Linked DNA regions of Homo sapiens: region 1 is linked to region 2. A link is a loop called in an ENCODE intact Hi-C map of the cell type or tissue named here. Cell type or tissue: dorsolateral prefrontal cortex. All regions are shown on one strand.

What was found. A loop is a pair of places that touch in the nucleus more often than their neighbours do. Peaks named below come from ENCODE experiments on the same cell type or tissue, not always from the same donor. Only the 100,000 strongest peaks of a DNase experiment are listed, where the experiment ranks them.
Region 1: a loop joins it to region 2, with 3 times the contacts of the local background. A loop is called at or near these places in 6 of 110 quality-filtered maps.

The regions. Positions count from the first base shown.
Region 1 is chr21:44,320,523-44,325,522 of GRCh38, forward strand. PFKL (phosphofructokinase, liver type) reads left to right here. Exons shown (of 22, transcript NM_002626.6): 13 at 1,207-1,353; 14 at 1,611-1,681; 15 at 2,440-2,527; 16 at 3,244-3,396; 17 at 3,969-4,133; 18 at 4,334-4,395; 19 at 4,631-4,742. Among named protein-coding and RNA genes, the nearest start is that of CFAP410, 16 kb to the right of the region's middle. In dorsolateral prefrontal cortex, a CTCF peak has its summit at 2,305; no DNase peak of the experiment used is centred here; H3K27ac peaks cover 285 bases.
Region 2 is chr21:44,022,942-44,027,941 of GRCh38, forward strand. All of the region lies in intron 1 of TRAPPC10 (trafficking protein particle complex subunit 10), which reads left to right. Among named protein-coding and RNA genes, the nearest start is that of TRAPPC10, 13 kb to the left of the region's middle. In dorsolateral prefrontal cortex, no CTCF peak of the experiment used is centred here; a DNase peak (open chromatin) is centred at 2,270; H3K4me3 peaks cover 550 bases; H3K27ac peaks cover 3,426 bases.

The DNA of each region.
Region 1 (5,000 bases), 300 kb after region 2:
CGAGACCAGCCTGGCCAACATGGTGAAACTCCGTCTCTACTAAAAATACAAAAATTAGCTGGGCGTGGTGGTGGCACATGCCTGTAATCACAGCTACTCAGGAGGCTGAGGCAGGAGAATAGCTTGAACTTGGGAGGTGGAGGGTGCAGTGAGCCGAGATCGTGCCATTGCACTCCAGCCCGGGCGGCAAGAGTGAAACTCTGAAAATAAAATGTTCCCAAACAGCTGAAAACCTCAGGAAATGGGATCTCTCCAAAATAAGGATGAAATGGCTTGTTTCTAAAGTCCTGGGGGACGAGGGTCCTGTAGAGAGAGTCACGGCCAGTGAGGTCCTGGCTCCCAAGCCCCTTGAGCCACAGCCGGAGCTGCAGGCCGGGGCAGACAGCGTGGCCCAGCCTGAGTCTGGTCCTCCCTTCCATGGACATCTTTGGGTGTCCCTGCTGCTCCAGCCTCCTGCTTATCCCCAGAGCTAGTCAGCGGGCTCTACCCTCCGTGGTGGGGCAACCTGGTCTCCACGAACCCAGAACCTGGCAGGGGCGTGACTGGCTTTGTGGGCAGCAGGGCTGGCTCGTACCAGGACCCAGTGGGGCCATGTGGCTATGGAGCCCTTGGGTGTGGCTGCTGCCAAGTGGGATGTGCTGCACGTGACAGGTGCACGCCAGGTTCAGAGCCTCAGCACGGTGGGTGGAGGGGAGGTGGTGGCGGCCGTCACTGGATTCACATGGATGTGGTGGGGTTTTGGGTCCATCAGGTTAAATTAACTGTAGTCCTGATGGGACTGTCTCCATGTCTTTTCCCTTCCCTTAACGTGGCTACTAGAAAACAGGATAGCCAGGGCCCCTTCCTTACTCGTGGCTGTGCACCCCCCACCCTCCCGCCCGCTGCCAGCCCCTTGTGTGGGCACTGACCTGTGTTCCCGCCCGCAAGCCTGGCTTCACAACAGTGCTCGCCCCTTCTGCCTCCTCTGTTGCCTGCGTGCCAGGGGGCCAGGCTTGCACCGTGTCTCTTTTGGTCTTCACCAGAATCTTCTGGAATTAGAACAGATACCGTATTCCCAGGGCAGTTGGGCGGTGTGCTGGGCAGCGTCCAGGCTGCTGGCAGGGCCTGGCCCCTTTTTCCAGAACCTGCCGGCCTGCTGACCTCCTGTGCAGGTTGGGGGTCCCCTCCCCGGCTGTGCCTCACGCTCATCTCCCCTTCTCTCTGAAGTCTAACTTCTCCCTGGCCATCCTGAATGTGGGGGCCCCGGCGGCTGGCATGAATGCGGCCGTGCGCTCGGCGGTGCGGACCGGCATCTCCCATGGACACACAGTATACGTGGTGCACGATGGCTTCGAAGGCCTAGCCAAGGGTCAGGTGGGTCCGGCCGGGGCAAACAAGTGAGGACTTGGGCCTTCTGTGTGCACACTTGGGGCATTTCCTGTGGAAGGCCGGCTGCTGGAGGTGGAGGCTGAGACCTGGGTCCGCGTGTCGGTGCCCACCCGGGCCTGGGTACTCAGCTCTGCCTGCAGCGTGATGCCCAACACTGGCTGGCCCCCGGGCACAGGCCCACCCCTGGGGGGAATTGGCCAGAGGCTCAGGCTGGCCCCTGAAGCTGCATCTCCTCCTGGCAGGTGCAAGAAGTAGGCTGGCACGACGTGGCCGGCTGGTTGGGGCGTGGTGGCTCCATGCTGGGGACCAAGAGGTGAGCTGCCTGCTGCGGGTACCTGGGGGCAGGAGGGCCAGGGCGCAGTATCCAGGCCCTGCAGGTGGGGGCGGCAAGGGGAACCCAGCCCGGGGCCCTGGGCTCGGCCCCTCTTCCTGCTGGTGGTCTGCCCAGAGCAGGCTTCACGCCTCCTGCCTGGGGCTTCCTGGCCTGAGCTCCGCTGTGTAGGGCAGGCTGCTCTGGCGGCCCCATGCCCATGGTGGGCTCTCCGTGGCAAGGAAGCTGGCGAGCGTCTGTCCCTGCCTGGCCAGGCCAGGCAGCCTGCACTGTCAGCACTCTGGCTGAGGCTATGGGCCTGTCTGATGGCTTTTGTCCCAGGGCCTGAGACCCTTCTGTGGGCATGGGGTGGGCACAGTCCCCCTGTGTGACTACAGGGGAAGTTGCTGAGTCCTGAGCCACTGAGTGGCTGCAAGGGCCAGAGGAAGCATCCGCTCCTGCCGCTGAGTGTTGGGCGAGAAAGCCTCGGGCAGGAAGGGGTTCCCACGGGGAGCCCAGCGGGGTGGGGGGTTCACTCGGTTGCCTGGCCGGTGCCTGGTGATGCTGAGTGGTGCCCAGGCGGCTCACGCTGGGCCTGTGTGTCCCTCTCCGTGTGGAGCCACAGCGCCACATCCCGGGCATTGCAGCGACTGCTGACTGGCTCGGGGAACGGCCAAGGCAATGCCTTTCTGTGATCAGATGCAATCTGGACACGCGTCCCCGGGTGCTGCGTGTTCATGCGGATGTGTCTTTGACTGCAGGACCCTGCCCAAGGGCCAGCTGGAGTCCATTGTGGAGAACATCCGCATCTATGGTATTCACGCCCTGCTGGTGGTCGGTGGGTTTGAGGTGAGAGCTGCCCACGGACGAAAAAGCCCCAGGGCACAGGAGACCCAAGGTGTCCTCCCGCCGAGGGGGCCCATCCTGAAAACCCGTGTGCTGGCTGGGCCGATGCAGGGGCCGAGAGGGTCGGGGTTTTAAGTGCTGTGTGTGGGCTCGGGAGGGCACCCGTGTGCCAGCTGGGCTGATGCAGGGGCCGAGAGGGTTGGGGTTTTAAGTGCTGTGTGTGGGCTCGGGAGGGTTCTTTACTTTCTCCGGAAAGCTTCACAAGGTTCCGATTAACCCCAGTGCTGGGGAGGGGCAGGGGAGGAAGGGGACTCGGAAGCTGGAGGACGAGAAAGAAGGGAGGCGGAGGAGGCAGAGGTGTAGGTGCTGGACGGCATCGCTGAACGTGGTGTCCTGGCACTGGGCAAGCTGTCACTAAATAATGAATAAATGACAGCCCTTCCCCCTTGCCCTCCATGGAGTGGATCTGGGGTCAGAGTGGGTTGGAGGAGACTCCTGACCCTCCTTAGAGTCCAGTTTCCCTGGTAGGCATCCTGAGATGACACCAGGCTGACTGCCTGGCCCAGCCCCAGGGGATTGAGCAGGTGGGTCCTGGCGTCCAGCACGGGGCACATGACAGGTCAGCAGGGAGCAGGGCTGGGCGGCCGCCGGCAGAGCCTGTCCCCGGCCCACCCTGGCCTCGGTGCTGCCCTTGACCTGCCCCGTCCCTACTGCTGCAGGCCTATGAAGGGGTGCTGCAGCTGGTGGAGGCTCGCGGGCGCTACGAGGAGCTCTGCATCGTCATGTGTGTCATCCCAGCCACCATCAGCAACAACGTCCCTGGCACCGACTTCAGCCTGGGCTCCGACACTGCTGTAAATGCCGCCATGGAGGTACGGGGCTCCTGGACACCGGCCTGCCATGCCCAGGCCCTTGTGGGGTGGGGCTGAGCCTACGGAGGCTGCTGGAGGGGATAGTGTGTGGTGAGCACCTGGGAGGGCTGCCAGGGTTGGGGTTTGTGGGGCACAGGCCCGGGTGAAGGGGCTCAGCTCCCTGCCATAGCCACTTCCAGGTCCAGGGGGGCCCTGCGTTGTTCCTCGCTACTGTGATGAGCTCAGATGGGGAGACTGAGGCGGGAATGTCCCTGCGCCCCAGTGCTGGGTAGTCTAAGAGCAGCGCCTGGCCTCTGTCCAAGGGTGCCAGGGACACCCCTGCCCACTCACAGCCAGTGTGTGTGCAGGCTGCTGTCCACTGTGCCCTGGGGGGTGGGGTCGCCTGGTTGAGAACCCCTGGTCCTGTGGGGCCCAGGTGGGAGGTGGGCCCAAGCCTGGTGCTGCTGGCTGTCTGGGTGCGTCAGCCCCAGGCTGGCTTTGGAGACACAGGGCTCCCTGCAGGGTAGCCATGCCGACGGCCTACAGGGAAGGGTGGGCACGTGGAGGACCCCCGACCCCCCCTTGTCCCCCAGAGCTGTGACCGCATCAAACAGTCTGCCTCGGGGACCAAGCGCCGTGTGTTCATCGTGGAGACCATGGGGGGTTACTGTGGCTACCTGGCCACCGTGACTGGCATTGCTGTGGGGGCCGACGCCGCCTACGTCTTCGAGGACCCTTTCAACATCCACGACTTAAAGGTGAGCCCAGCCCAGCCCCTGCTGCGGCAGACCTGCCGGCATGCCAGCCTGGGCCCCAGACACTCAGGCCGGCCAGCGCAGGGCAGGGCCCGGGCAGGTGGGACGCGTAGCCCAGTGCTCCTGCTGGCCCCGGATCGCCGGTCAGCCTGGAATTCCCTCCCCACAGTCCTCCGGCTCATCCGTGTCCGCCCCTCCCGCAGGTCAACGTGGAGCACATGACGGAGAAGATGAAGACAGACATTCAGAGGGGCCTGGTGCTGCGGTGAGGCTGCCGTGGGTCCCTGGCCACAGCTGCGCGTCCAACTCTCGGGGCTGGGGTGGGGCTGCTGAGGAGCGGCTGGGCAGGAGAAGGCAGGAGGGGTCCTTGGAGAGGGTGGGCCAGGGCGGCTTTCCTGGGAGCTGCCACTCCCTCTCCCAGGCCTGGCCCAGCGGGGACTCAGGATCGGGGGGAGACCTGAACTCGTTCCCGCCGACTCAGGCCCTGCTGCCCCTCTCAGGAACGAGAAGTGCCATGACTACTACACCACGGAGTTCCTGTACAACCTGTACTCATCAGAGGGCAAGGGCGTCTTCGACTGCAGGACCAATGTCCTGGGCCACCTGCAGCAGGTGTGGGGCAGGGGTGAGGCTCTGAGAGGCCTGCCCCTCTTTCCTGCCACCATCTGTCCCCGGCCCCAGGGGTCCCAGCCCTCACGGGCACCCACGGGCACTCCCGGCAGGCCCTCGGGCACGTGTGCCCTTCCCCAGTGAGGGGACCGAGGCCTGTATCTAGGTGAGGTCTCATTTCAAGAAGGGGTGGGGCTGGGGCTGGAGCCGGGGCCCGAGCCAGGGCATTCACATGCTGAGCCGAGCTCCCCACCCCTGCCA
Region 2 (5,000 bases):
CTTTTGGAAATTGGCAGCCATTTATTTTCACATCACTAATTCCCTAAAGGTTGCAAAATGGTGATATTCTCATTTCCCTATGTCTTTTTTTTTTTTTTTTTTTTTTTTTGAGACAGAGTCTTGCTCTGTCGCCCATGCTGGAGTGCAGTGGCTCCATCTTGGCTCACTGCAAGTTCCACCTCCCGGGTTCACGCCATTCCCCTGCCTCAGCCTCCCGAGTAGCTGGGACTACAGGTGCCCGCCACCACGCCGGGCTAATTTTTTGTATTTTTAGTAGAGATGGGGTTTCACCGTGTTAGCCAGGATGGTCTCGATCTCCTGACCTCGTCGTGATCCTCCCGCCTCAGCCTCCCAAAGTGCTGGGATTACAGATGTGAGCCACCGCGCCCGGCCTATGTAACCATTTTCAAAGTGAGTTGGTTCACTGGCATCTTTCAGAGGTGATCGGTTGGCGTGTTTTTGTTGTTCGTTTAGTATGGCTGTGAACTTAATCATTATGAACATACTTGATGTGTTACAGTCCATTGCATTGTTGCCTCGTTGGTGAGCAGGTTGTTCTCCCTTTGGCCAGGGAGAGTCTCTTTCATGTTGGGGTCTAAGATAGAGGCATCTTTGTCAGATTCTTTCCTATCTAGCCTGACAAGATGTTCCGGGCTCATTTTGAACATTTAATGCCCTGATCTGCACTTAGCAATTGCCAAGGAGCCCTGATTCCTTTTAGTGAAAAATAGTATTTCAAGACCATAGTCTGCAAGCTTGGGCTCCTAGTTGCTGTGAGGCCTTTTCAATAGGCAGAGCTAGGAATAGCTAGGCATTTTTGTTTGTTTGTTTTTTGTTTTTGTTTTGTTTTGTTTTGAGACAGGCTCTTACTCTGTTGCCCATGCTGTAGTGCAATGGCACGATCTCAGCCCACTGCAACCTCTGCCTCTCAGGTTCAAGAGATTCTTGTGCCTCAGCCTCCCGAGTAGTGAGTAGCTGGGATTACAGGTGCATGCCATCACATCTGGCTAATTTTTATATTTTTAGTAGAGACAGGGTTTCACCGTGTTGGCCAAGCTGGTCTCAAATTCCCGACCTCAGGTGATCCACCCACCTTGGCCTCCCAAAGCATTGGGATTACAGGCGTGAGCCACCGCACCAGCCTAGGAATTGTTCTTTGTTTTTTGTATTTTTAAGATAAAATACATCATAAGTTCACTCTTTTTGATGAAAACTCAGGGCTGCAGGGTTTTAATTAACAGCTCCATCCTCTGTGTTTTCTCTTTTCCACACTGAAAATCCTAATTCTCATGGGTACTTGAGGAGGCTAGAGTTAGAGGTTCCCCAGCTCATGCTGCTTCAGTCACCTGGAGGGCTTGTGGACACACAGATGGCTGGGTCCATTCCCCATTTCTGATTGAACAGGTCTGGGTGGGGCCTGAGAATGAGCATTTCTAACAAATGCCCAGGTGGTGCTGATGCTGAAGGGCCAGGGGCCACTGAATAGAACATCACACGATTGCTCACTTGCTTTCAGTTGCTTTATCCCTCATTACATAGACTCTGAATAACACTATTAACTCCACCATCAACAACAGGACTAGTGAACACAGGTCTAGAACTGTTTTTGACAGTTCTTATTGGCATTTGGATGTATCCCATAAGGAATGAACAGTCAAATTACTGTAGTTTTAAAGTTACTTGTCATAGCTCCTCTCTCTGAGATTATACCACTAAATGTATATGTATACATTTAAGTTCACTTGTTTTATTTTTCCTGATTATTTTTAGGGAAAACCTTGAAAAAATCTAATTGCTTTATAACTATATAAAATATTTACTTCCAAAATTAAATCTACAAAATGAGGTCTATTTAAAGAAGCCTTGTGTATGTTCTGTCCTCTCCATGCTAACTCCTCCCTTCCTGAGTACTCCATCACAGTTTTTATGGTTTTCCTTCCACGTGAAAAACATCCAAACATATTTGTATTTCCCTTTCTTAGCTTAGACATTGCCAGCTGCACACACTGTCCCACCTCACTTTCCCCCGGACTCCACTCCACGCTAGGAGTATGTTGAGATCATTCTCATTCCATGATGTCGATATTCCGTGGTTTATTCTGCCAGTCCCCTCCTGGTGGAATTTGAGTTGTTTTGTGTTTTACTGTTTCCAGTAGTTGTGCACAGATAGCCTGTCTGTGGCCTTTCCGACGGGCCTGTTGGGATGGAGCCCTGCAGGGCGGGTTGCTGGGCTGAGGCAAATGGTTATGTCACTGTGCTGATGCTGCCTCAGCTCCCTCCTGAGTGCTTGCACCATTGGGAAACTGCCTGTAGGCCTCGCTGAGAAGCCAGCCCTTGAACAAAGCCAGTGGCAAAGGGGAAGTCTGGGGAAAGACCAGTTTGGGAACCCTTCTGTCTAAAGCCTTAAGGCATTGGGGTGCCAGGAACAGGAGTGTCTCTTTTTAACTTGTAAATACAGTACTGTGGTTCAAACTGCTACAGTAATGCTGTGTTTATTTAAAAAATGTATACACTGTTAAAGGCTGATTCCTCAGTATTCTTATATTCAGATGCATTTATCCAGTCTTTTTGTTTTTAAACTCTTGAATTTTAAGTTTGCTCTCTGAGGGCTAGAGAAGGCAACTTGTTTCCTTGATTAGAAGAGTTCATTCAACTTCTTAACATTCTTGGCCTGTGTGTTCTTGTCTTTTAAGTTAAAACAGAAAAAGACTGGGACTTTCTGTCTTTTGACTAGTCTTTACGTGTAGTAGTTCCTTTTCTGCAAATTTCCACAGTAGGAAACTTGATGAACACTAATGTATGGGTTTTCTTTTGACCCCACCTACAGTGGGTAGTATTGTCATATGACTGGGTGCTGGGAGAGAGCAGCAGAGGGCAGGGGTGTGTGTGTGTGTGTGTGTGTGTGTGTGTGTGTGTGTGTGTGTGTGTGTGTGTGTGTGTCAGAGGGAAGGTAGAGACCACAGGAAGGACCTGGAGGAGAGCCAGGCTGAATGGGTATAACGTTAAGCCGGCGATGACATGGCAGGGGGTGTACTGAGTACTTCTTTAGACTTGGCCTTTAAACTTGGTGGTGCAGAACTGTGGGAGGGTTCATTTGCTTTACTTCTCAAATATGTGCCTTCTAATGAAGGGAGGACAGTGTCTATGCTAGAAATGTGGAGTTAGTTGCCTAGTCATCTTAGGGGGTGACTAAACCTTGCTTTCTACCTAGAGAATCTGGATAACATCTGGATCCTTTTTTGTGCTTTCTCGTTGACCTTCACTCCCTGCCCCCACCCCCGACTGCGAAGGCTTTTCACGGACAGATACTCTGGCAGGAGCACCGGGGAGGCTTCCATACCCATGATTATGCATTTGATGTTAGTTTTCACCATGAAAGAGCTCCCAATCTGAAGCATTAATTTTCATTACTGCCTCGACATTATACACGAATTATAGCAAATACTTTATGCATTATTGAACAGGCTGAGATGACTTCCCAGTTTGTAATCTCGGATGTTTTTATCGTCCATTTGAAAGCCCGTTTTACCAAAAGCCATTGAAGAGAAATGAATGTATGGCCTATGGGCAAGCACTTGCATTCCTAGGCTTGAAGACGGTGCCCTCTCTAATCCCGTGTTTTCAAACATGAACTGCCTCATAGTGGATTGCAGCTTTCTTTTGTTAATAGGCTTAAAGAATTATTATTTCTGCAAAATTTTCTGTAAAGCAAATCTTAGATAAATTATACATTTCCTTTGACTTTTTTGTTCAAAAATAGAATCATGGAACCTTGCTTGGAGGGCCTTAAAATTAGTTCATCTCTTGTCTAGTCCAGTCACTCCGCTGCTTTTAGTCGCAACTGGGAGATGACCCAGCCCATGGTTGAGGCCCCCAGCTGTGGGACACTTTCTGTCATTCTTCACCCCCCTCCACCCTCAGGGTCTTCTCTCGTAGGCCACAGCATTTCTTGGGTTGAGCTAAATCCATTTCTCTGTCTTTCTCACCCATTAGTGCTCTGGGGCCTACTAAGCCCTACAGAATAAAGCCAGCCTTTGAAAATAAGACAGCCCATTAGGTGGCCGAGGACAGTGTCTTGTTAACAGGTTGAAACACTCCACATGTCTCCAACAATTTAAGATAAAGTGAGATGTATTTTATTAGAAAACTTACTGTTCCTTTTACCAAGATTATGCTAAAGAATTTGAAGAAAAATTGTCCTGTATCAGAGTATCAGCAAATATTCAGACTCCTTATGTCAAGGTTTTTTTTTCCAACATAAATCTCCAAATAGAAGTATTGACCTTGAAAATATATCATGTCAGGTATTTAGGAAAGCGACAAACTGACTGAACATTCTGTTTTGCTTAGCCACTCTCTCAGGGTTATAATTTTGTGATCCTTTTATACTTTTGTATGAGTAAGACCATCACGGCTTTGCACGTTCAAGAATTGGTTCAGTAAAAAACAGATGACAGAAATGTTCACTCTGTCTGCGGAAGGCCTTTTGGAACCCATATTTTCAGCCAACCATTGTTAAAACAACTGCTGCAGAGTAAGTAGTAAACTTGTTAGAATTAAGAAGTTGGGAAGGAGCACTGGGCAGTATTGAGTCCTAAGCCAAGCTACCTGGGTTCGAATCCCAGCCTTGGCGCTCATTTGCTTGATGTTGGGCCAATTAGGGGAGTTCTTGATGTCTTGGTTTCCATATGAGGGTTCAGGGTGAGTATGCGTGAAGTGCCGGGGGCATAGCAGGCGCACGGTGCTGTCTGGAGGGACGGTAAACAGGTGGCCCTTCTCTTGACTGTGTTACCTAGCAGCTGTTCCATGACCCTAATGTGATGGTTTTGGGAGGTGGGGCCTTTGGGAGGTGATTAGGTCATGTGGCTGGAGTCCCCACAAAAGGGATTAGTGCCCTTATAAAAAAGGGCCCCAGAGATCTCCCTTGCCCCTTCCCCCACGTGAGGGCACAGCAAGACCAAGGTACTCAACCTGCTGAAGCCTTGACTCAGACTTACACC